Regions from separate parts of the Homo sapiens genome. Here regions 1 and 3 are each linked to region 2. Evidence: read pairs that join two places in POLR2A ChIA-PET (ENCODE). Cell type or tissue: CD4-positive, alpha-beta T cell. All regions are shown on one strand.

Region 1 (8,000 bases), 51 kb after region 2:
AGGCCAACTGGGCATTGGTGCCTGGGATAACCTGCATTTTCTGCACTCTCCTCCTGACAGAATGAAGAGGTGGGGCACATGGTTGGGAGCGGCCTCATTCCCACTCAGTCACCCTTGGAAACTCAGCTTAATGACCTGGCATTACAAGAATCTGCCCAATGTGCTTTGAGGAGGCCATGGAAGCCTGCACTTTAGTGGTGGCATTTAGATGTTCCTCTGAAATGCTAATGAAGAGTTTATTTCAGAATTGCTTACAAAGTTCTCAGACTTGTTAATGTATCACCCCCTCTGAAAGCCAGAGACAATGGCACTGAACAAAGGGCTTGAAGTACCCTAAAAGGAATGATTGCCTTAGTTGAAAGACTTCCAGGGAAAGAGTTTCTAGTTCTCCTTGATGCACCATTCTATTCACTCAGTTCCCTGATAGCCAATACGCTGTTTGTTTCACCTAACCTACATCTCTCCAACTGATTTTAGCCTGATTTTCCCCTCATAGCCTTTCTCAAAATTAATATCCATATCCTCTCTCTCCCTTCATTTTATTCCTCTCTTCTTGGATTAAGGGGAAAAGGAGAGAAGGAAGTTAGGAGGGAAGGAGGACGTGGAAACTAACATTCCCTGAATGCTACCAGTGTCAGGTTCTTTACATGGTTATCTCCTGCAATTTTCACAACAAGTGAAGCAAAGCTAAAGAAACCAAGGCTCAGAGGAGATGAGTGATTTTCCAGAGCTCTTTAATTCAACCCCTTTTTCCCCGTACTGAGCTGCCTGTGACAAGTCAGAAAGACTGGTCTATGGTCATCGCCTGGCTACAGGTTTTAAAAATGACTTTCATCAAATCGTATAATTTTTCTGAACTTGTTTTCTCAACAATAAGATAGGGATTTGTGTGTGTGTGTGTATACACACATACACATACATATATATGCAGATAGATAATAGGCAGATAGAGATATATATATGTTCACATATGGAGACATATATCTCCATATTTGTGTCTGTATACTCGTGCACTCACAAATCCCTATTTTATTGTTAAGAAAAGAGGTTCAGAGAAATTACATATCTTGCTGAAAGTCATACAGAAAGTCCTTTCTGGAGAGATAAGGAAGTGCACATATATTAGAGAGAGAGAGAATAGATCTATTTCCTTTTTCCTCTGGGAAAGGATCTGCAGAGCTCCATCTCCTTTTTCCCCCACTCTGTAATCAACCCACTCCAGTTTGACTACCATTGCATCACTCCAGGAAACAGCGTTCACTGAAGTCATGAGTAACTTCCATGTCGCTAATTCCAAAGGATATTTACAGCCCTTATTTTACTTAAACTCTCGGGAGACTTTCCTTCTTGGAATGCTCTATTTCCATGACTCTCACTACCCAATGCCTCCTAGTTCTCTTCCAACCTTTTTGCCTGCTACTTCCCTCTCCCATTTACAGCCTCTTTTTCCTCTATCCATCAATTAAATATCAGACTCGGTTAAGAAATTATCTTCTCATTCTGGATTCTCATTGTAGGTAATCTAATCCTTACTTCTGTTTCTATCATTTAAAGACAGTTTGTAAATTTTTATCTTTAGTCAATACCTTTTCTCCTTTTGCCATACCTACATAATTAAATCCAACCTGACTCTTCCACTTACATGTTCAAGAGCACTTAGAACTTGAAATTTCCAAAACCTCAGGACTTTTCCTCCTAAAACGTAGTTATTTTCCAGTGTTTCCTATTTCAATCAACAGTGACATCATCCACCCAGTTTTACAAGCCAGATATCTAGATATCATTCTTGATTAACCATCTCTTTTCGCAGGATTGAATCTATCACCAAGTTCTAAGTATCCTCTTCATTTCTATCCTCACAACCCTTGTCCAGCTAACAGCATCTCTTACCTGGACCATGGCTGCTCTTCCAAATTCACCTTGTTCCCTTGTAATCTGTTCTCCACATTGTAGCCAGAGTGTTCTTTAGGAATCACAAATCTGATAATGTTATACTCCTACTCAAAATCTTTAGTAGCTGCCATGGTTTGGATATTCAAACACCCTTGAGTTTGAGTTTGTCTCCATCAACTATCATGTTGAAATTTGAGCCCCAGTGTGACAGTGTTGAGAGGTGGGGCTTAGTGGGAGGTGTTTGGGGCTATGGAGGTGCATCTTTCATAAATGGTTTGGTGCCATTCTCATGGTAGTGAGTAAATTCTCACTCTGGCAAGGCCGATTAGTTCCCAAGACAGCAGGTTGTTAAAACGAATCTATTTTCCTCGGTTTCACTCTCTTGCTTCCTCTCTCACCATGTGATTTCTTTGCTGGCTCCCCTTCTGCTGTCCACCATGAATTGAAAGAGCCTGAGGCCCTCACCAGATGCCTAATCTTGAACTTCCCATCCTGCAGAACCATGAGCCAAATAAATCTCTTTTCTTTATAAATTACCCTGTCTCGGGTATTCTGTGACAGCAACACAAAATGAACTAAGACAGTAGCTTTCCTTGCTCCCATCATAAAACTCAAAATCTTTAGCAGGTCCACAAGGCCTGTCAGGTTTTCCCTCCTGACTCCCCTAGCTCATCATGCCCCATGATTCTTCTCATCCTGTAGTTCCAGTTATTCTCACCTTCTTTTAGGTCTCTGAATATGCCGAGTCTCCACCCTTCCACGGGCCCTTTGTACATGTTATTCCTGTAGCCTAGAATACTCCTCTTCTTTCCCCCAGGAAACTTCTATCTTTTATTTTTTTTGGAGTTTATCTCAGCCATTACTTCCTCGGGAAAGCCTTCTGTGATTTCCTTGACCTAGCTCAATCTTCCTGTTATCTGCTCTCATACCATTAATTACCATAAAACATCTCTTAACCAATCTATACTTAAGCAGCTTCCCAGATTCATCAGCATTTTCCACCTCTCTGTGAGGCATACTGATTGATGTCCGCCTTATCTTGATTGCTGGTGGCTGGGAGGCCACTCTTTAATATGTCTGAATATTTCTGCTTCTTTCTTGTTCAGTTTTGGTTTATCAAGAGTCATTTGTATTTGTTTCCATCAACTTGAAAGTTGTACACATCTTTGTAACTTACATAATAGAATTAAATATTACGTAAGCCAATGAAATGTGAATGCAAATGGTATTCGTTTGTATGAGAACTAAATTGAATAATTTGGACAGACTCGACAAAGGTGAGGCATCAAAACTTGCTACTTATTTAGGAATGGGTAAGACAATTGCGAAAGACTGTGCAGTGGATTATAAAACTAAAGAAGAATTCTGCAGTCAGATTACTTTTCAAGTGTGTCTTCAACTTCTCTCTCCACTTTAAAGAAATGAAAACAGGAAATCATAGATGATGCGTTAAGGGTGTGGTTTAAACAAGAAAGATGACAAAGAAAAAGGCATTGGCTCTGCATCAAAAGATTCATGTAGATATGTAGATATAAATACATACATATACATCGTTTGTGTTAAAATAAATATTTAGGGTAAATAGATATATTTTTTCTTTTTGAGACACAGTTTCACTCTGTCGTCCAAGCTGGAGAGCAATGGCACAAACTTAGTTCACTTCAACTTCTGCCTCCCAGGTTCAAGTGATTCTCGTGCTTCAGTCTCCTTGAGTAGCTGGGACTACAGGCGCCTGCCACCACACCCAGCTAATTTTTGTATTAGTAGAGACAGTGTTTTGTCACATTGGCCAGGGTGGTCTCGAACTCCTGACCTCAACTGATCCGCCTGCCTTGGCCTCCCAAAGTGCTAGGATTACAGGCATGAGCCACTGGATATGTATCTTTTTTAATAATTCCTTTCCAAGTAGATCAAAACCTCCTTGAAAGTAATAACCCTGTTTCCATTAGGACTGGCCACAGAATTTGTTGAGCCCAGTGCAAAATGGAAGTGTGGGGCTCCTTGTTCAAAACATATTAAGAATTTCATGATAGTGACAGCAGCGCGTGAAGCTAAGTGAGGGGACTGAGTTTGAGGCCCTGTGAGACTGCACAGGTTGCATCTCTGATTCCCATCTTTTAGCACAGAACTTGACATACAATAGGTAATTCCTTCACTCGACAGGTATTTTGCATGCAGTATGCTAGGCTCTGCTCTAGACTCTGGAAATACAGTATGGAACAAAAAAGAGAAAAAGTCCTTGCCTTCACGGAGCTACATTTCTTTCTTTCCTTCCTTCCTTCCTTCCTTCCTTCCTTCCTTCCTTCCTTCCTTCCTTCCTTCCCTCCCTCCCTCCCTCCCTCCCTCCTTCCTTCCTTCCTTCCTTCCTTCCTTTTGAGACAGAGCCTCGCTCTGTCACCCAGGCTGGAGTGCAGTGGAGTCCTTACCTTCACGGAGCTAAATTAATTTCTTTCTTTCTTTCTTTCTTTTGAGACAGAGCCTCACTCTGTTACCCAGGCTGTAGTGCAGTGGTGCAATCTCAGCTCACTGCAACCTCTGCCTCCCGGGTTCAAGCGATTTCCCTGCCTCAGCCTCCTGAGTAGCTGGGACTACAGGCGCCCACCACCATGCCTGGCTAAATTTTGTATTTTTAGTAGAGACGGGGTTTCACCATGTTGCCAGGCTAGTCTCAATCTCCTGACCCTGTGATCCACCCACCTCGGCCTCCCAAAGTGCTGGGATTACAGGTGTGAGCCACCGCACCCAGCATCCCTGGAGCTTAATTTCTATTGACAGTGGTAGGAAGTGAGAGGGTATACAATAAATAATAAATAAGAGATATAACTTAGATGGTATTGAGGGATGTGGAGATAAATAAAACCGAGAAGAATAGAGAATGAGGGAATCAGTATGAAACCAACCTAGCAGCCCCACAGACAGTTCTTTTGGATAAACATAAAAATGGACCCTTCTGATCTTAAAGCTTGAAACTTGCATTTGTTTTATCTGAGTTCCTTCCTCAGGAAAGGACCCCCAGGCCTCTCAAAGTATCAAAGAACTAAAACTCACCAGATCAAAGAACTACATCAAGACAATGACACCAGGTCCCCCATTTTGTTTCCTTACCCCTTCCTAATTCTTGTTTTCTGACACATTGTTACATTTCTTCCCTGCTATAAAAACCCCTAATTTTAATTGGTCAGAGAGATGGATTTGAGACTGAGCTCCCATCTCCTTGGCTGCAGCACCCGACAAAAGCCTTCTTCCTTGGCAATAATCGTCTCAGTTATTGGCTTTCTGTGCAGTAAGCAGCAGGACCTAGACCAAACCCCTGGTGTTTCGGTAACAAATAAATATTTGTTAAATGAATGCAATTAATTTCTTATTAAACTCAGAATAGAATGGCAATGTATACTTTGAAACAAATGAAAAACAGACCCAGGGAAAAATCAACACAAGGAACAAATAGAATAAGTGATGTTTGTGCTACAAATTTGGTTCTGAGCTTCCTGGTAACCAAAGTAATAAGAAATGACCAATTACATAATTCTTATCATCAGAAAGAAGGAAGCATACCTATGTCCTAGGGCTAGAAAGAGAGATACAGTATACCTTTAACTTCCTTACAGAACCAGACGACATTGCAGCTGTGAAAATAACTTAAATAAACATAAGGTACTATGATATACAGGGAGGTATTCATAAAGAATTCTTCCACAAGATAAAAGAGAAATTTTTCATTGTAACAGCTTTGTTTTTCCTGGAAGAGTGCTAAGAAATTCATCTTTGTAGGCAAAGAAACTTTCAAATAGGCTAACATCTTAAAGTTGAAATCTAACAATCACTTCAGCCCACAAACATTTCAGCCAGTCTGTACAAGTCCCACCAATTTCCCTTCCTGACCCTTGGTAGAGTAAGAAAAGTGCCCAGTGCCAGGCGGGCAGTGATATCAGCCTCCCTCCACCATCCCAGCTCTGCACCCATTGAAACTAAAGCTGCCATCGCCTTTTCCTTCCACTCCTCCCTCATAACCCTAAGGCCCCAAATAGGAGCAGACCCAGGAAACCAGGTAGATCCATTCTCAGAGACACGGACATGTCTTGTCCACACGCAGACTGAAAGCCCAGAAACTGCCGGCTAAGAGCAGTGGAAAATGGCCCCACTCATTCCTCTCCTTCCTGCCATTCTCCCTGTCTCTTCCTCTCTTTATCTTTAATCTCTCTTGCCCTACATCGCTTGGTCTTTCTCTCTGCTTTCTCTTCTCCTCACGACCACCACCACCATTTACTTAGGGGATGTTCTACATATTGTTAGTTCACAGAGACAGTTGAACAGGAGAGACAACTGAACAGAGGACAGCACATGAACATAGACCAGGCACTGTCTCTGTGCCTGTTATCCTGTGTCTGCATGCCATTCTCCCACACACTGACACACCAAATAAAGATCTGTGTCTATTTCAGAAAGACAGAGATTGATGGGAAACAAATGAATAAAAAGTGCCAGCTGCATTGACTAACATTATCTTTTATCTAGATAGGAAAAAAACAAAACAAAACAAAACAAACCACAAAACACCTCTTTAGATCAGAAATGTCCCAGGACCTTCAAAGCGGCCTAGAGAAGTTGCTTTTGTGAGTATCTTAAGCACGATTTTAAACGAGCCTACAAATTCCCTCAGCCACCTGTTTGAGGCTGTTCTGACACCAAACATCAACTCATGGAGACCAGCTACTGCCAAAAAGAGAAAAATCTAAGTGTTTCTAACAAGGATGTCGCGAGACTATTGAATCTGGTTCCATGTGAATTTCCCTGTAAAATGTGAAAGAAAAGGCATTCTCAACCAGCCACTGTTTCTGGCACTAACAATTGACACAGCCCGCTCATGGGTATCCCCTAGGGTGTGAAAGAGACCCCGTTAATGAGAGAGGAGCTTGCTGCGGGATTTCTATTTCAGGCCTTGTGCTAGTAAATATAACTCTGTTTACACAGACTTGAGTCTGGAACGTGCTTGAGCTGCACAATGGCTGTTTGAATCACACCTTAACGTGGTCTTTGAAACTCTGAGCTGTGGTACGTGTGGTTGTGTCATTTTCTTTCTTTCTTCTCCGCCATGGTGTAATTGGAAACTCTTCTTCCGTGACTTGCATCGTATCCCTGTAAACCAGGCAAGGATTTGGGGACCAAGCCCATTCACGCCCGCACCTCAGGTGATCTCGTGCCTGAGAATTCACAAAGAATGCCCTCCCCTCTCTTCACTGCATCCTGTCTCTAGAGCCCGCGTCACTGCATCTTCCCACCTCCCTGGACACGGCCTTAACCTCATTTTTTTCTCTGGGGCACCGCTGCAGTTCGGGCAGGCTCTTGGACTCCGCAGGAGCCCACACCGCATTGATGCCCTGTTCCCTGGGGCGCACTGCTTGCGGGTGCCCATCAGGACCAGCCCCCGTGGTCTACCGTGGCACACTAATGCATCTGTGAAGCTATGTGGTTTGTTCCCACCCTGGAGTGTCTCTACTGAGCCATTTCTGTTTTTACTAGTTTCTCTGCCTCATTTATCTCCAAATCTTGTCCATTTTACCCTGAATCTCTTTTCTTTCTCTATTTCTGTTGCCAAAGCCTTAGGCTACGTCCTCATTATTGTCTTAATTATTACAATAGCCTACTAATTTTCTCTGCCAACGGGCTCCCTTTTCTAATCCATCCTCAACCTCGCCGGCATAGTTATCATTCTTCTTTTCTAATATAATATTTAGGATCATAACTTTTTCTTTAAGTCAAGGTTTCTTAACCTACGCACCGTCACCATTTGGGGCCAGATAATTCTTTTTTTTTTTTTTTTTTTTTTTTTTTGAGACGGAGTCTGGCTCTGTCGCCCAGGCTGGAGTGCAGGGGCGCCATCTCGGCTCACTGCAAGCTCCGCCTCCCGGGTTCACACCATTCTCCTGCCTCAGCCTCCCGAGTAGCTGGGACTACAGGCGCCCGCCCCCACGCCTGGCTAATTTTTTTGTATTTTTAGTAGACACGGGGTTTCACCGTGTTAGCTGGGATGGTCTCGATCTCCTGACCTCGTGATCCGCCCATCTCGGCCTCCCAAAGTGCTGGGATTACAGGCGTGAGCCACCGCG
Region 2 (8,000 bases):
TACCTGGCTAATTTTTTTAATATTTTGTAGAGATGGAGTCTCAAGATGTTGCCCAGGATGGTCTCGAATTCCTAAGCTCAAGCTATCCTCCCACCTCCGCCTCCCAGAATGCTGGGATTATAGGTGTGAGCCACTGCACCTGGCCCTGTCTCATGGTTTAAAGCATTCCTCCACTTGATGTCTTTCGGATTCAGTTACAAGGAGGGATAAATACACTCCTTACCAACCAAAAGCTCCATGAGCCTTTGGACCTGGCCCTTTGAGTTCTATCCTGCCACACCCCATTTTTGGCTTGTTGAGGAGACCAGCTATTGCTATCGGCTTCTGTCAATCGACTTACCAGTCACTCTGTGTCTCGCTTTTATACCATTACCATGGATGAGGTAGCTCTCTTCCTGACAAAGACCACCCTGTCCATGTGCGCCCCAGATCCCACCACTATCCTAGCATTCTCCCCTCTCTTCTGAATCATCAGCTCTCCTCTCTATACGGGATGAATCCCATGAGCCTTCAGACCTGCTCCCATCTTACACATGCACGCACGCACACACACACAGGACACCGCTCTTAACCCCACTTCCTCCCGTTTCTCTCCTTCTCTACACAGCAAAACTCCTCTAAATAGTTGTTCTTGCTCACCATGTCAGACCTCTCTTCTCCCACATCCTCTGTTGGAGTCATTCTAATTAGGACTTCACAGCACCCAGGCCCTCCTACTCTCTCTCCGATGCACAAACCACCAGCGCCAAAACTGTTCTTATCAAGGTCACCAATCATCTCTTCACCATGACATCCTATGGTCATTTCTAAGTCCTCATCATCCTGGACACCTCAGGTAACACATGGCACAGTTGATCTCTCCATTCTTCTGGAATACATTTTCCTCACTTGGCCTCTGAGAAGACTTCCCCCCCAGGTTTTCCTCCAGCTTTCCTGGATACTCCTTTCCAGTTTCCTTGCTGATTCCATCTCAGGTCCCCACCTTGTAATGTTAGAATGCCCAGAGCCCAGTACTCCGATCTCTTCTTTTTTCTAATTCTACTCTCTTCTTTGGTGATCTCATTCGGTCTATGAGTTTTAAACATAATCAATATGGTTTTGATGCCCATGTTTATAATTACACATGCACATGCCCAATTGCCTATTCACAATCTCTATTTGAATGTTTAATCGGTATCCGAATGTATCAAAAAACAGAACTCCTGGTCTGGATGCCAAACCTGCTCCTTCCACAGCCTTTCCCAGCTCGGTTAATGGCCATGGGTCTGGTTGCTCAAGCTTAAACCCTTAGAGCTTCCTCTCACATGTGCTCTCTCTCTTTTGATGCCTCTGCAAATCCTGTTCACTTTACCTTCAAATTATGTGCAGAATAGAACCATGTTCTGCTGTTTCCAAGGCTACTCCCTAGCCCAGCCACTATGTGACAGCCCCCTAACTGCTCTCCCGCTTCTGCCCTAGCTGCCTACATACTATTCTCAACAGAATTCTCAGTGTTATCCTGTTCAACTATAAGCTTGATCATGTCACTTCCCTGCCTCCCAGGATAATAAGAGCAAAAATCAGTATTCAACACGATGTCCTGCAAGTCCCTCCACAGTATGGGCGCTTGTCACCTGTCAGACTCCATGTCTAATGGCTGTCTCTTTTGCATACTCTGCTCCAGCCATCCTGGCCTCTGCTCGCCCTAAAACATGCCGGGCACAGTCCACCTCGGGGTCTATGCACTTGTTCTTCCCTTCACCTGGAATGCTTTTCTTCAAAAAATCCCCATGGCTTGCTTTCTTACTTCCTTCAGGCCTGAATTGAAATTTCACTTTCCCTGTGAAGAGGCCTTGATTACCTTCTTTAAATACCCCCCTCTCCCAGCCTCAAAGTTTCATAACCATCAGTTACCCTGCTTGATTTTTCCCACAGTCTTATTACCAGTTGACCAAAGATATTTACTTACTTGGTTTTTTCACTTGTCTATCTCTCCTTACTGAAATGTAAGTTCCATGATGGCAGGGATTTTTGTCTGTCTGGTTCAATTCTGAATTCTCATTGCCTAAACTGTGTCCGACATGTAGTGTGTGCATAATAAATACATATTCACAGAGTGACTGAATGAATGGATGGATCTCTCCCTTCAAAATGATATTCAGATTCCCTCTATAGTCTTCATTCTAACTACCAGCCCCCATTCTGGACTTACCCCTTGAGGTCTGTGTTTCTGTGATGTTCTATGCACTGGGTATCCCTCTAACACCAGAACCAAGATGAAAAAACAGATTTCCTGATCCTCAGCCTAGGTTCTGTCCACTCTATGATCTACGACGTGCATATTTTCAATGGTCTGTTAGTGGTGTCTAACCACGAAGGCAGGCTTAGCCAGACATTCTGATCGTGCCCAAGAGTCCTATTTAGAAGGTCATATGAACAGGCTCTCTTGCCCATACATACAGGCTTTAAAAAGTTGAATGATGTTCTTGTTAGACTCTGTGGTTTAAGAAACACAGTGCAAAAGGGAGTCCATTATTGGGAATGGAGGATCCTGGGACAAGCTGAGTGAAACAAGCACACTCTTTTTCGGAACCTCTTAAGATTCTGGGAGGCCCTTTCCAGGGGAATAATAAGGCCGAATTGAGTGCAAGAGACATATCTTTGATTTTCATAACCTTTGCTCCCTTCTTTTCCATATGGCAGAAGGCTTTCTCTCAGAAACCAGGAAAAACAATGGAGTATCAGCATAGCCTAAGGCAGTGCAAACTCAAACATCTAACAGGACCAAGCGGGGAATATAAATGAGGGGGAAGGTGGGGATTGGGGCAACCTGGAGAGGGCAGATCGCCACTACTCCACTTGGCCAATGGTTTCCATGGGGGAAATGTAGGGCCAGAGGTTCTCAAAAGTAGCTAGGATTCTAGAAGTGAACGTAAAATCTCCTAAGTTATAAATGTCGGCAATAAATCTAAACATTTTTTTAAATGCCATAGGGTCCAAAAAACACATCTTTGGGTGGAATGGTTTTGTGAGCTGCTTACCTATACCCGTAATGTAGGAAAAAGCACATGAGCAGTCCAATCACACTGCCTGAGTTTGACCCTTGGTTCTACCCACTGGTTTACAAAGTTACTCTAAGTCACTTAACTTAAGCTTCATTTTTCTCCATCTCTAAATCAGGACAGTGCTTCCAGGACTGACATGAAGATTAAATGAAAGAACGTAGTTGCTACTCAATATTAATTGTCCTTGTTTTTTGGATCTCTGCTCCCTCCCTTTTTTCTCATTGCACAATGAACTAGAAAAAACAGTTCCTCCACATTCTTATTTAAAGCAAACTAAGCAACGCTTTTTATCATTTGTCAGATTTTTTTTTACCATGATGAGCCTAAATACACTGTACTGGTTTCTAATCAGACCTCATTTGCAGCTGTGATTTTTGTGGTGGTTGTTGTTGTTGTACTATTTTGTTTTGTTTTGTTGTTTTGTTTTCAAAGAATGAGAGGACAGAAGAAGCATTAAAGCAACATTCTTTCCAAAATTAAATTCTGGCAATACAGTCTCCAGTGATCCTGACTAGGAAGCAAAGGGAAGACCCCGAGCCAGCAGGGGAAGCCCTCCAGCACTCTCAGGTTTTCAAAGAGCCTTTACAAAAGCACTAAGCAGGGCACATCACCGGAGAAGAAAAGCAAAGAGTGTCACAGGCTTGTAGCCATAGTGTTAGCAAGGCTGGGGCTCAGAATGAGCTGAGACTTGCAAAAAATGCTCAGGAACAGCAAAAAGAGCTTTGTGCAAGTATATTCTGAGCAGGAAGAATAGGGAAGGGCCAGATCCTGTGCTTGGGGCAGATGGTGTAATGCTAGCAGATGACAGATACAAAGCAGAATTATGCAACTCCTACTTAGCTTCCATCATCTCTATCTCTCAGAATGATCTTCAAACTGGAAAGAACAATATAAACACTGCAAAGAAGCAATTGCAGCCCTAGTTATGAAGCTCTTTAGAAAATGAATACCTGGGCTCTCTAAATAAGCTTAGATCTCCAGGCCCTGACAAATTCCATCCCTGGGGACTGAAAGAATTTGTAGATTTAATCATAGAATGATTGTCAGTAATCTTTCAGGAATCTCAGGAGTGATGCCAGAAGATTAGTGATGGGCAACTGTCCGAGTTGTCAAAAGGGGAAATATGTAGGTTTGGGGAACTTTGCACTGTTGAGTTTAACTTTGATCCCCAGCAAACTGTAAGCTGCATTATTAAGGAGTTAGATTACAATCGCTTTGAAAAGGAAGTGGTAATCTCAAGAAGCCAGCACAGGTTATGTAGAACAAACCATGTCATACTAACATCACTTCACATTTTTTTCTTTTTTGAAAGATTACCAAAACTCTCAAGATTGTCCCAGAGGTAGTGAATCTTTCAACAGGGCTTCCGACAACACATTTTATGGTACAATGAATGGATAGGGCCTGGGTGATCTATGGCTTGGTGAAGGCACAGCTAGGCAAACCATTGTATCCAAAAAGCACTGGACAGGCGGGGCCAAGTCAACTCAGAGAGAGGTGTAGCACAAGATGCCGCTAGTCCTTGTTTGGTGCCCGGTTCTGTGAAAATCCTTTCAATGACATGAAAGAGATGCCAACATATAAATATGAGTTGACACAAAATGAAGAAGTCTAAGTAATATGCCGCATGACAGAAACAGGATATGGTGGTTTGCCTGAACAAGGAGCCAAAATAAGCATGATGGAATTTAATGGAGAAAATGCAAGTTCTTCATATTGATTAAAAAAAAAAAAACTCAGTTATTCAAATTATTGACAATAGTTAATGGGAAAAAGTCTTGAAGATTGTAGTTAACAAAAAGCCCAACATGAGCCAAAAAATTCTGACATGGCTACAAAACAACTAGTGTTTGCCAGGTAGCATAAGGGGAATTGTAACAGGCAGAGCAAGGGTGATGAGGGTGCCATTGGCCCATCTGCCTCAGAGCATGAGGGCTTATTCCTGGTACCATGTTTCTTCTTCACATTCAACTTTGTGGTCTTTGTATTTTGTAAATCACGAAAGCAAAATATATTCATAGTAGAAAACTTAGAAGTACAGAAATGTATGAAGAAGAAAACGAAAATTAGCTCTCATCATTTGGAGATCACTACTGTTATCATTTTGGTATATGTCCTTCAAGTCTCTTCTGGAGACTTGTGTTCCATGAGGCACATGGAAGTACTAAAAATGTGGGTTAGGTAGTGTTTATATTCTACATTAAAAAACTAACATTATGTCCTGAATTATTTCCTCAACTTACATATTCTTTGAAACCCAGTTTTAATAGTTATACAACATACTATTGTGTAGATATGCCATAATTTGTTTGAATTGACTTGCTCTTGGACATTTAGGCTGTTTCCACTTAGATGTGGTGGCAGGAAGGTGGCACTAGATTTTAAAAGGGGATACTGACAAAGCAGTGATCAGTCCAGGGAGGATAACTGGACTAGTGAAGCATCTTAGAAACCACGACCTGAGAGGGGCAGTTCAGAAAACCGGGAACGTTTATTCCAGAGAAGGGCACACATAGACAACTCTGATAGCTGTCTTCAAACCCTTGAAAAGCTGTCAAATGAGAAAGGGAGTGAATTAGTTTTGTGTTGTTCCAGAGGGCTGAACTAAGACAAGTGGACAGAGGCTGAAGGGAGTCTGATTTCAGCTCTATTTCTAACAATGCCCACTGTCCACAGACAGGCTGAGCTGCTTTGTGAGGGAGTAACATCTCCATGACAGCAAGGTGCAAGCGGAGATAAGACAACCACCTGGGTCAGGAACTTGTAGAGAGGATTCCTACATGGAGTGGGAGACTGAAATAATAACCTCAAAGATGCCTTCCAATCAGAAGATTTGGTGATTCTTTCTGAGTTATCAAACTGCCTTCCTTTGACCTTGCTCACATGTAGAAATCCAAGTCAGGTAAGGAGCAAAGAAGTCAATGACATTAATCTCACTGCTAGAGTAAGCACTGTAGCTCAGAACTAGAACACACGTCTGTGTACTTGGCCTTGGCTCATATCTAGGTAGTTTTTTACAGTCAGCAAAGCACTTTGCAGATAGAACTTATAGTTTAATTCTTGTAACAGCTTTGGGAAGTAGATATTGACATCATCCCACTATTAAAGTTGAGAAAATTGAGGCCCAAAGTGCTGGAGTGACAAAACCCAGCCATCCACCTCTAGTTCCTTGCCACTTCCCAGGATGCAATGCTGCTGTTCTCTGTGTGAGTTCCTAGTGCACTCTTTGATGGGCTGTGAAGGTTCTTTGTCCTTTACACTCTGTATTTGGTGTCTCTTCGGCTACAATTTAAACACTTTAGGACAAGGGTTTAAGGGCATGTTATTTTTCTTTTGTATCCCATCCTCCCACCGCCCAGTGATCTTTCTAAAATGCACATCCGATCATGCCAGCCCCCTGTTTTGAGTTCCTCTTAGGCTTCTTGTTGCTTGGCACAGAGATGCCAACCCATTTGGGAGGGACTGCGGATCCAAGAGTGGTGCACATTTCAGAATCTTGGGAGGAAGTGAAGTACGACTTATAGCATATAGAAGCAATACAATAATTATTTGAAAAGAAAAATCAAAGCAATTTGTTCATGAATACGTTTGTTTTGCTTACCAGAGCTATATATAGGCAATACTATAATTCTCGACACTTTTAGGAGAGCACATTATTTTGAGGGTGCGTGAGACTTTCATTTTCATCAAAGAAGCCATGAATTTTGTTGTTGTTTGTGGAACCACAATCTCAAAAGTGAAAACATGCCATCTCTCATATCTCAGATTTCCATATATGTATGGGCTTGTGTCTGGACTCTCTTTCGTCTTCTGTTAGTTTGTGGCTTCTGTGCCACAGTCATGCCATCTAATTATCATGGCTTTATAAAATGTTTTGCTCTCTAGTCGGACAGCTGCCTCCACTTCTTTTCCTCCAAAATTGTTTTTGAACCTTTGTTCTGTTACATTAATTTTAATATGAGCATTTCCAGTTCCATAAAAAAAGTATTTTGATTTTGATTGTAATTACACTTGATTAATATATTAAAATTGAAGGACAGCTGACAACCTAATGATATTGAGTCGTCCCATCCATTTATTTGGATGTGGCAGGACCTCTTGGTTGCCTACTCATCAGTACTAGCCCACTCCACTTCCTTTCTTATCTACAGAGAATGCTTCCCATATTAGAGACTGAAAATATGAGAGATTTTCCTATTCTTCCATAGGCATGGCCTCATGACTCAATCCTGGGGGACATGAGATAAAGGTTTATGGGAAAAGTTTGATAACAAAAAAATAGATGTGCAAAGAGATACTTCTTTTACTTCCTCTGGAATAGAGTCATGTGAAGAGGTCTTTACACATAGACTCTAACTATGACATCAATCCTGAAACTGGGAGAGGACAAACCTGAGATAAAAGCCTTGTTGGAGATGCTTCAGCAGAAAGATGGAAAGATCCTGAGTGTTTGATGACATCCTTGAGTTGCAGGATTAAGCAACCCTGAACCTGCCCATGCTGGGCTTCATGTAATGTGAAGTAATAAATATTACTTCAAGACACTTCCTGTTGGATATATGTTACTTGCATGTAAAAACACCTTAATTAATATACCATGTCTTGTTCTATTTCCTTCAATAAAATTTTATTATTTTCTTCACAGGCATCCTACACATTTTTGCAAATATGACATTTTTGAAGATTACATTTCTAATTGTCTATTACTGGTGATTAAGTAGGCTATTGATTTGTTTGTTGGTCTTATATCCAGCTTAGTGATCACTCATTAATTCTAATAGTTTATAAAGTGTCCTACGGACTATTATATCATCTGAAAATAAGAACAGCTTTCTTTCTGCTTTTAAATTCTTATATTATGTATTTTTCTTGCCTTATTACATTAACTTATACTTCAGATACAATATTGAAAAGGAGTAGATATGGTAAGCAGCTGTTTCCTCCTGACTCTGATAG
Region 3 (8,000 bases), 76 kb after region 2:
GGGACTTTTCAAGTCACTTGATATCAAGAAGTGAAGCAGCTTGCATTCTTTCCTTGCGTGGTACTGTTATTAAAAGTTTAGTGCCGGCTGGTGCAGTGACTCACGTCTGTAATCCCAGCACTTTGGGAGGCCGAGGCAGGCAGATCGGAGGTCAAGAGATTGAGACCCATTTCTGGCCAACATGGTGAAACCCTGTATCTATTAAAAATACAAAAGTTAGCTGGGTGTTGTGGCAGGTGCCTGTAATCCCAGCTACTCAGGAGGCTAAGGCAAGAGAATGGCTTGAACCCGGGAGGTGGAAGTTGCAGTAAACCGAGATCACACCACTGCACTCCAGCCTGGCCACAGAGCGAGACTCCGTCTCAAAAAGAAAAAAAAAAGTGTAGTGCCCTGTGTTCTGTGTTTGAACTAGCTCTCTGTCTGTCAAATTGGACTAACTTCAGTCCAGGGGAATGTCAGGTAAACAGAGGAAAGCAATGGCAGTGTACTCATAATAAAATAAAGAAACAAAAGGTGAAAAAGGCACATTGGAATTCTTGAGGAAGGACCCCATTTTTTTTTTTTTTTTTTTTTTTTGAGACGGAGTCTCACTCTGTCGCCAGGCTGGAGTGCAGTGGCGCGATCTTGGCTTACTGCAAGCTCTACCTCCCAGGTTCAAGCGATTCTACTGCCTCAGCCTCCTGAGTACCTGGGACTACAGGTGCCCGCCACCACGCCCAGCTAATTTTTGTATTTTTAGTAGAGATGGGGTTTCACCGTGTTTGCCAGGATGGTCTTGATCTCTTGACCTCGTGATCCGCCCACCTTGGCCTCCCAAAGTGCTGGGAGTACAGGTGTGAGCCACCGCGCCCGGCCAGGACCCCATTCTTGTCAGGGAATGCATTCTCTTTTTAAGACTGTTTTGCCATTGTCAGTGGTAATTAATCTCAATTATTCTTTTTAAAAATATCTTATGAGGAACATGCACAGTAATTATGCATTTGTAAAAGTCCAGAAGGAGAAGCACTGAAAACGGTAAGGGTATTATTTCTGTGTCATGGAATCATAATGCGGTTTTCTTTTTTATTCTATTTTTACATTCTGTTTTTTTCTCTACTGATCATGTGTTAATTATATAATTTCTTAAAAGCTTAAAAAAAGGAAAAGGGACAAATTTAAATTTTGTCTTTTCTGGAAACGGCCGGTAAAGGGGAAAGTGTGTTTATGATATGCCACAAACATATTCTGCAGACACTGGTTCTCCATGGGGTGAATGATATCTATGCTAGTGGCAACGGGATCCATGATAAATAAACTTGGAAAGAATTGCCTTAGACAAAATTATAACTTAAAAAACACATACAACTGGGAGAGTTATTAGAGTTAATATCCTAAAAAGAGGGTAAATAGCATTCCCAAACACAGGGACCACCGATTCCTTTTTTCAAGAAGGAGAACTCTAGACTAGTGTTCCTTGGGAATTGCTGTTCTAGGCCATGAGTGCCAAGGCAAAAATTCTGCTGAAATAAACCCAAGTAAGTGAGGTAGGCGAACTGGGCTGTTGCCAGCCAGGATACCTAAGGAAGTCTGCATTGCCTCTTCCGGCTTTGTGGATCCCCCACAACCTCTCCCATCTTCTTCATCCTGTGTACTCTCCCCTCTGTCCTCACAAAGCTGTGGGAAGCAAGCTGGCAATAGCTGGACTTGTGCAGAATCCTCCCTCTAAGCTAGACGCTGCTCACCTGATATGAGCTGAATAGCATCCCCCAAAATTCGTATGTTGAAGTCCTGACTCCCAATGTGATTGTATTTGGAGATGGGACCTTTGAGAGATGATTAGGTTTAGATGAGGTCATGAAGGTGGGGCCTCAGGATAGGATTAGTGCCCTTAAAGGAAGAGACACCAGCGAGCTTTCTCCTTCTCTCCACCCTTCATGTGAGGATACAATGAGGAGTTGGCTGCCTGTAACCCAAGGAGAGAAGCCTCACCAGACCCTGACACTGCTGGCACCTTGATCTTGGACTTCTAGGCTCCAAAACTGTGAGAAATAAACGTCTGTTGTATAAGCCACCCAATCAATGGTATTTTATTGTGGTAGCCCCAGCTAACCAACACATCATCTATGTTCTCGGCAGCCTGCGCTGTCCTTTTGCGTAATGCACAGCATATCATTCATCCATTCAGTCTGTCATTCTTTCAAAGGATGTGTGCCTTATATGAGTCAGGCCAGGGACAAAGTGGTGAGAAAAAAAAAACACTGTCTAGAAAATTTATAAAAGACAATGAATCAATAAGATTAGTCATGAGTAGATAGTTGTTAAAACTGGGCAATGGACACATGGAGTTATTTTTACTATTTACCCTACTTTTGCAAATGTTTGAAAATTTCCATAATAAATGGTTTTTTTTTTTTTTAAAGTAAATACAAGAATCACACAACTAAATGCACCATTACAACTTTGGCACGTATTCTGCGGAAGAGATCGATGGTGCCGTAAGGTTACATAATGGGGAGAATCACTGTAAGGGATGGTGTGCTCAGATGATGCAATGAATGAGCTGATTTTTATTTTTATTTTTTATTTTTTGAGATGGAGTCTCGCTCTGTCACCAGGCTGGAGTGCAGTGGTGTGATCTTGGCTCACTGCAACCTCTGACTCCCTGGTTCAAGCGATTCTCCTGCCTCAGCCTCCCAAGTAGCTGGGATTACAGGCACAAGCCACCACTCCCAGATAATTTTTGTATTTTTAGTAGAGATGGGGTTTCACCATGGTCTCTATCTCCTGACCTTGTGATCCACCCGCCTTGGCCTTCCAAAGTGCTGGGTCTACAGGCGTGAGCCACCACGCCCGGCCTCCTTTGTCTTATTTATCTGAGGGATCTGAATCAGGGTAGGAAAGAGGAGTCCTATTGACTAAGCCTTCTCAGAGACCTTACATAGATGTACCCACCACCCCTCCCAGGGAGCACCAACCTCTAAGGCTCCCAGAGATGACCTGGACACCTGTCTATGACTTCCAGGTCACTGCTACGCCTCCCCCTAAACTTCCTATCTCTTTGCTTTTAATCCTTGCTGGAAGGTCTGACCCTTACTTTGATTCATTTATTTAATAATTAAGATTGGGAAGATTCTTTTCTCATAGGGTTTACCATTTTATGAGAGGACAATCACAAGAAAGAAGCACATTTTAAAAAAAAAAAAAGATGATTTCAGAGAGTGGTAAACACTATGAAAGTAAAATGAGGCAATTTGAGGCAATGTAATGGAGAATATCTGTGGGCAATTTTAGATTGGGTGGTCAGGAAATGGTATGTCAAAGGACGCCTGAATGACAGGAAGTCGCCATGTAAGCATCTGGAAGAAGGGCATTCTGGACAGAGGGAATAGCATCTGCAAAGGTTCTGAGGCAGGAAGGAGCTTGATATGTTTGAGAAGCAGAAATAAAAGATGTTCTGGCTGAAGCACCATGAAAGAAATGAGCATGACCCAGGGTGGAGTGAGAGAGGTTGGCAGGAAATAGATCACGAGGGGCCTTGTGGGCTGTGGTGAAGAGTGAGGGGTTTTGGTTGAAGTGGAAGGGGAAGCCATTGTTCACTTTCTTGACTAGAAGCTCCTGGAACTTTGGTGTTCTTGACCCTACACTATATTCCATCTACTTTGAACCTCTTCGTGACATATCAGGAAGAAACCTGGGTTTTTCCTGTGATAATTACTGTTCCCATGACAAGTCATCACTCCTGCCAAGTTTGTTCTTGTTTTGTTTTGATTTTTTAAAAATATAATAAAGAATTCATGCTTAACCCAAAGAAGTGAGTCACTAAGAGTAAAATATCAGGCAATTCTGAGGAAAAACCTTAGGGATCCCTTCAGATCTCCAGACTAGGCAACACCCTGCTTGGTGTGTGCATAATTCTAGACTCAGGGACAAGTACAGTAAAAATGGGAAGGAAGAGTAGAAAGAATGGGAGGTTGAGACAGGAGAATCGCTTGCACCTGGGAGGCGGAGGTTGCAGTGAGCCAAGATTGTACCACTGCACTCCGGCCTGGGTGACACAGCAAGACTCCATCTTAAAAAAAAAACACAAAAACTGCTGATTATCTCAGCAAAGAACGCAAAAAATTGGAAGCACATCTCCCAAAGAGAGAAAGAACTCATGCCACGCTCCTGGGGAAATCCCCTTCTTAACCAGTTTAACACTTTTTAAAGGCAGAGCTGAACAGAAAAAGGAGATAAATCATATTATCGAAGCAGTCTTACGGAGGTTTTGTTCAGAGTAGATGATGTTGGAGAACGTGGGTGGGGGGAAGATTCTCGTGCTCAGTTGAAATATATCCCATCCAAACTGAAAAACCCGGTTTTTTTTTTACTCTGTCCTGCCAAAACCCAGCTCCAGGCTGGTGGCTCCTCAGCGGTGACCAATGCCGGCACTGCAGGTGCACACAGAAAGGCACCCACGAGGAAGCGCCCGCACTCTAAAAGCAGCCAGAAATTGCCTTTGTGCCAGGCTAACCCTTATTGGCTATAGAACTCTTCAGATTCATCTGGAGATGAGGATGAGGGTTTTGTTTCTAGTAACTGAGTCTCCAACTAGGAAAAGGCTTCAGAGGTCATAGCCTGCCTATATGATAGGACAACTGGAATTTCTCCTGCTCCAGAATCATAAGGGTCTCAAATTCATAGATCTTTAGAAAACCTCAGTGAGGTGCCCTCTACTCTGCTCTAAGCTGCATACCTTCTAGAGTCACACACTTTCCAAATAGTTCTTGTGCAGCTGGAGGCAGAAGGTTTCAGTATTATTGGGAGCACTTCTTCCTTTGATCTGTGTGCCATGCTATCAGGAGCAGAAATCAGAAAGAAGCATTCTGATTTGCTACTCAGCCAAATGAGGAACCACTAAATCCCCTGGAAGGTCCCTGTCTCTCTTGAAGTGCCACAGGGACAGCTTGGCCCAGAGCCCAGCAGAGGAAGCTGGGAGCCTCTTCTTCTCTCGTTCAAGATCTCTATCTACAAATTGCAGTCTGAAACCTGCCATACAGAGATAGTGAGAGCTATAGACCTGGATAAGCCAGGTACCAGTGCAATCAAAAGTGAACAAAACTATTACAAAAAGCAAGTGAGGTATGCAGGGAAGAAGGAATGTCCCACGCTTGTTTGAGTTTAGTTCCTGTCTGAGCATGAAGCAGGATGGGGTTTCTGAAGTGCCTTCCTTCTCCTCCCCCTTTCTAAGTTCAATTCCTTTCAACTCAACAAACTTCTATTAAATGTCTGTAGTGTGCCAAGCTGACTCTAACATGGTCCCAGGCCTTGGAGAGCTTACGATGAGGTGGAAGAATCAGCTAGCAAGAACAGGGCTTAACAAACTCGGGTCCATTGACCTAATCCTGCCTGCTGCCTGTTTTTGCATGGCCTATAAACTAAAAATGATTGGCCGGGCACGGTGGCTCACGCCTGTAATCCCAGCACTTTGGGAGGCCAAGGCGGGTAGATTACGAGGTCAGGAGTTCAAGACCAACCTGGCCAAGATGGTGAAACCCCATCTCTACTAAAAATACAAAAATTAGCCAGGCCTGGTGCCAGGCACCTGTAGTCCCAGCTACTTGGGAGGCTGAGGCAGAGAACTGCTTGAACCTGGGAGGCGGAGGTTGCAGTGAGCCGAGATCGCACCACTGCCCTCCAGCCTGGGCGACAGAGCAAGACTCTGTCGCCAAAAAAAAAAAAAAAAATTCACTTTTTTTTTTTTTTTCTGAAATCAAAAGAGGAAGTATATGTTGTGGCATATGAATATGATATGAAAGTAAAATTTGAGTGTCCAATGCCCATGTTTCCCTATTGCCCACGACTGCTTTTGCCCTGAGTGGCTGAGTTGGTGCAACCAAGACCGTAAGGCCAGCAAAGCCTAAAATATTTACTACCTAGCCATTGACAGAAAAAGTCTTCTGACTCCTGAGCGAGAATTATGTCCTCAGCAGCTTTTGCACAAAAGATAGTACTATAAGGTCATTTCCAAAGTTAAGAAAAATTCAATGTTACCCAAGCATTCTTGTGTATACTATTATGTATAACAAATTACTTAATGACCTGGCTTAATTGCTTCTCTGTTTTGTAGATTGGGAGTGGGCTGGTACAGTACAGCAGAAGGTACTGGAGATAAGGGTCACGGGTGATACTCATATTCGGACTGCCCAGGTTCAAATCCAAGCCCCACCGGTAACGAAAGCATGACCTTAGCCAACGTGCTTCACTTCACTCTGCTTCAGTTTCATGATCTATAAGTTTGACATAATAAACAATCTACCTAATACAGTTTTCCTAAAGATTATTTCATTAAAAAGGTATAAAGCACCTAAAACAGTGCCTGACACACAGGAAGTATTAGCCATTATTATTATGAGAAACAGTGCATCTTCTGTGTTTCTTTAAAGCTTACTGTACTTACATACCATTGTTTAGTTATTAGTGATGCTGGCTAATATTTACTGTGCTTTTCCGATGAAGTTGGTTTGCTTGTTTGTTTTAAAACAATCCTTGGCAATCAGTGAAAGGAAACTTAACTAGTTGCAAAATCAAGGGGAAACCTCTCCAGGGAAAATCCATAACAAAGACATGACTTAACTTCATTTTCTACAATGTAGACACATACAGGGACCAGCGAAGAGCTAACCGAACAAGATAAGCAGGATGTGTTTTTCTGTCTAACATTAAAGAAGTTTCTTTATGGCAGCTAAATACAGAGCAGAGAATTCAAAAAGTTAAAGGGAGAAATTTAAAAAACAACTGCACATTAACTTTTATAAACAACCACAATAGAATAGAAAAGCTAGTGATTGGCTATTCAAAATAGAATGCAGACCCCTCCAGTAGGTGAAAATGTTATTCAGAACTGTTCAACAACTTTGAAGTTAAGTACCAAGATACTTAATACTACCCATGTATTATATTATTTTGAACTCTGATCTAATTTCAAACAAGTAGAAATGGGAGAGTAATTTAAATGGGTGCTGTGAACCTAATAAAGAACATTTTTGTAGAAGATGCACTAAAAAGCAGACCTCAAACAGTATGGCCACTTTTTAAAGTTATCTTCACCTATAGGAAAAACTTGAGGCCTCTAGACTCTGTGGGCAGACATCAGCATTCTTTGAGGGTACCCTAAGTGCACAAAAACCACTAGGAAGAGCTCATCAGCTTCTGTGAGGCTTGCTCTGTGATCTCCAACCTTTGAGAGACAGTCAACGTCGTGAAGTGACAAAGAGGGTGGTGATCCTGGTTAAGAAGTTACAAACACCAACTCTCACCATGTAGCTATGTGACCTTCAACTAACCATTCACCTCCCTGACCTCAGTCTGCTCATCTAAAACAAGAGGGGAAGCCGGCTGGTCGAACTTTAGGTTTCCTCTAAATTTTCAGACACTGTGACCTTTAAGTTGCAAACTAGCAATATGACTTTTGTCATCTCTGCTACTGTATTTGGTCAACTCTTGAGGGCCGATAGCAGAGGCAGGTGGAAGGAAAAGGAATGGGTAAAATGAGTAAGGCAACTTACAGATATTCTGAACCTTTGTTTTCTCCTGTTAGAGAAACTCATAAGAAACAAAGAAGATTGACTTTGGTTTGACCTTTCCTCCTTCTATTAAACATCTGTCATGGCCAAGCTGAAACGTGCCATGGTCCATGCCCTTAATGGGCTCACAATGAGATGGAAGAATTGTCTATAATTGTGTCCATGGCAAGTTTCTGTACTAATTGATTGTACGATGGCCAGGTAGGAGCCAGGGAAACCTGGGTAATCCATGAAGCAGATCCCTTTAGTTGCAGAAAGTAAAACATGTATAATTTCTTTTGTACCACAATTTGGCATGCCCCATCTGTTTTCCCATCCTCATCTCTCCTGACTTCCCCACTCACCTTCTTAACTTTAGTCAAGCAAATCCACTACTCTGCTTTGCCCTTGCAAAGTTCGGGCTATTTTCTTACACATTAGATATGATACTTGGCTCTTCAGAAGTGGGGATGACTG

Evidence for each region. Peaks named below come from ENCODE experiments on the same cell type or tissue, not always from the same donor. Only the 100,000 strongest peaks of a DNase experiment are listed, where the experiment ranks them.
Region 1: POLR2A ChIA-PET joins it to region 2 with 34 read pairs; 6 of 35 experiments call an interaction of 5 or more read pairs at or near these places.
Region 3: POLR2A ChIA-PET joins it to region 2 with 14 read pairs; 6 of 35 experiments call an interaction of 5 or more read pairs at or near these places.

What each region holds. Positions count from the first base shown.
Region 1 is chr12:3,944,634-3,952,633 of GRCh38, forward strand. All of the region lies in intron 2 of LOC105369608 (a long non-coding RNA gene), which reads right to left. Among named protein-coding and RNA genes, the nearest start is that of LINC03141, 63 kb to the right of the region's middle. RefSeq lists an enhancer at 190-703. In CD4-positive, alpha-beta T cell, no CTCF peak of the experiment used is centred here; DNase peaks (open chromatin) are centred at 3,328 and 6,488; H3K27ac peaks cover 5,376 bases.
Region 2 is chr12:3,893,242-3,901,241 of GRCh38, forward strand. The region is part of intron 1 of PARP11-AS1 (PARP11 antisense RNA 1); the gene reads left to right. Among named protein-coding and RNA genes, the nearest start is that of PARP11, 24 kb to the left of the region's middle. In CD4-positive, alpha-beta T cell, no CTCF peak of the experiment used is centred here; DNase peaks (open chromatin) are centred at 3,820, 4,270 and 4,580; H3K4me3 peaks cover 1,160 bases; H3K27ac peaks cover 4,830 bases.
Region 3 is chr12:3,969,298-3,977,297 of GRCh38, forward strand. No RefSeq gene overlaps it. Among named protein-coding and RNA genes, the nearest start is that of LINC03141, 39 kb to the right of the region's middle. In CD4-positive, alpha-beta T cell, no CTCF peak of the experiment used is centred here; DNase peaks (open chromatin) are centred at 3,494, 4,154, 4,404 and 4,924; H3K4me3 peaks cover 532 bases; H3K27ac peaks cover 3,299 bases.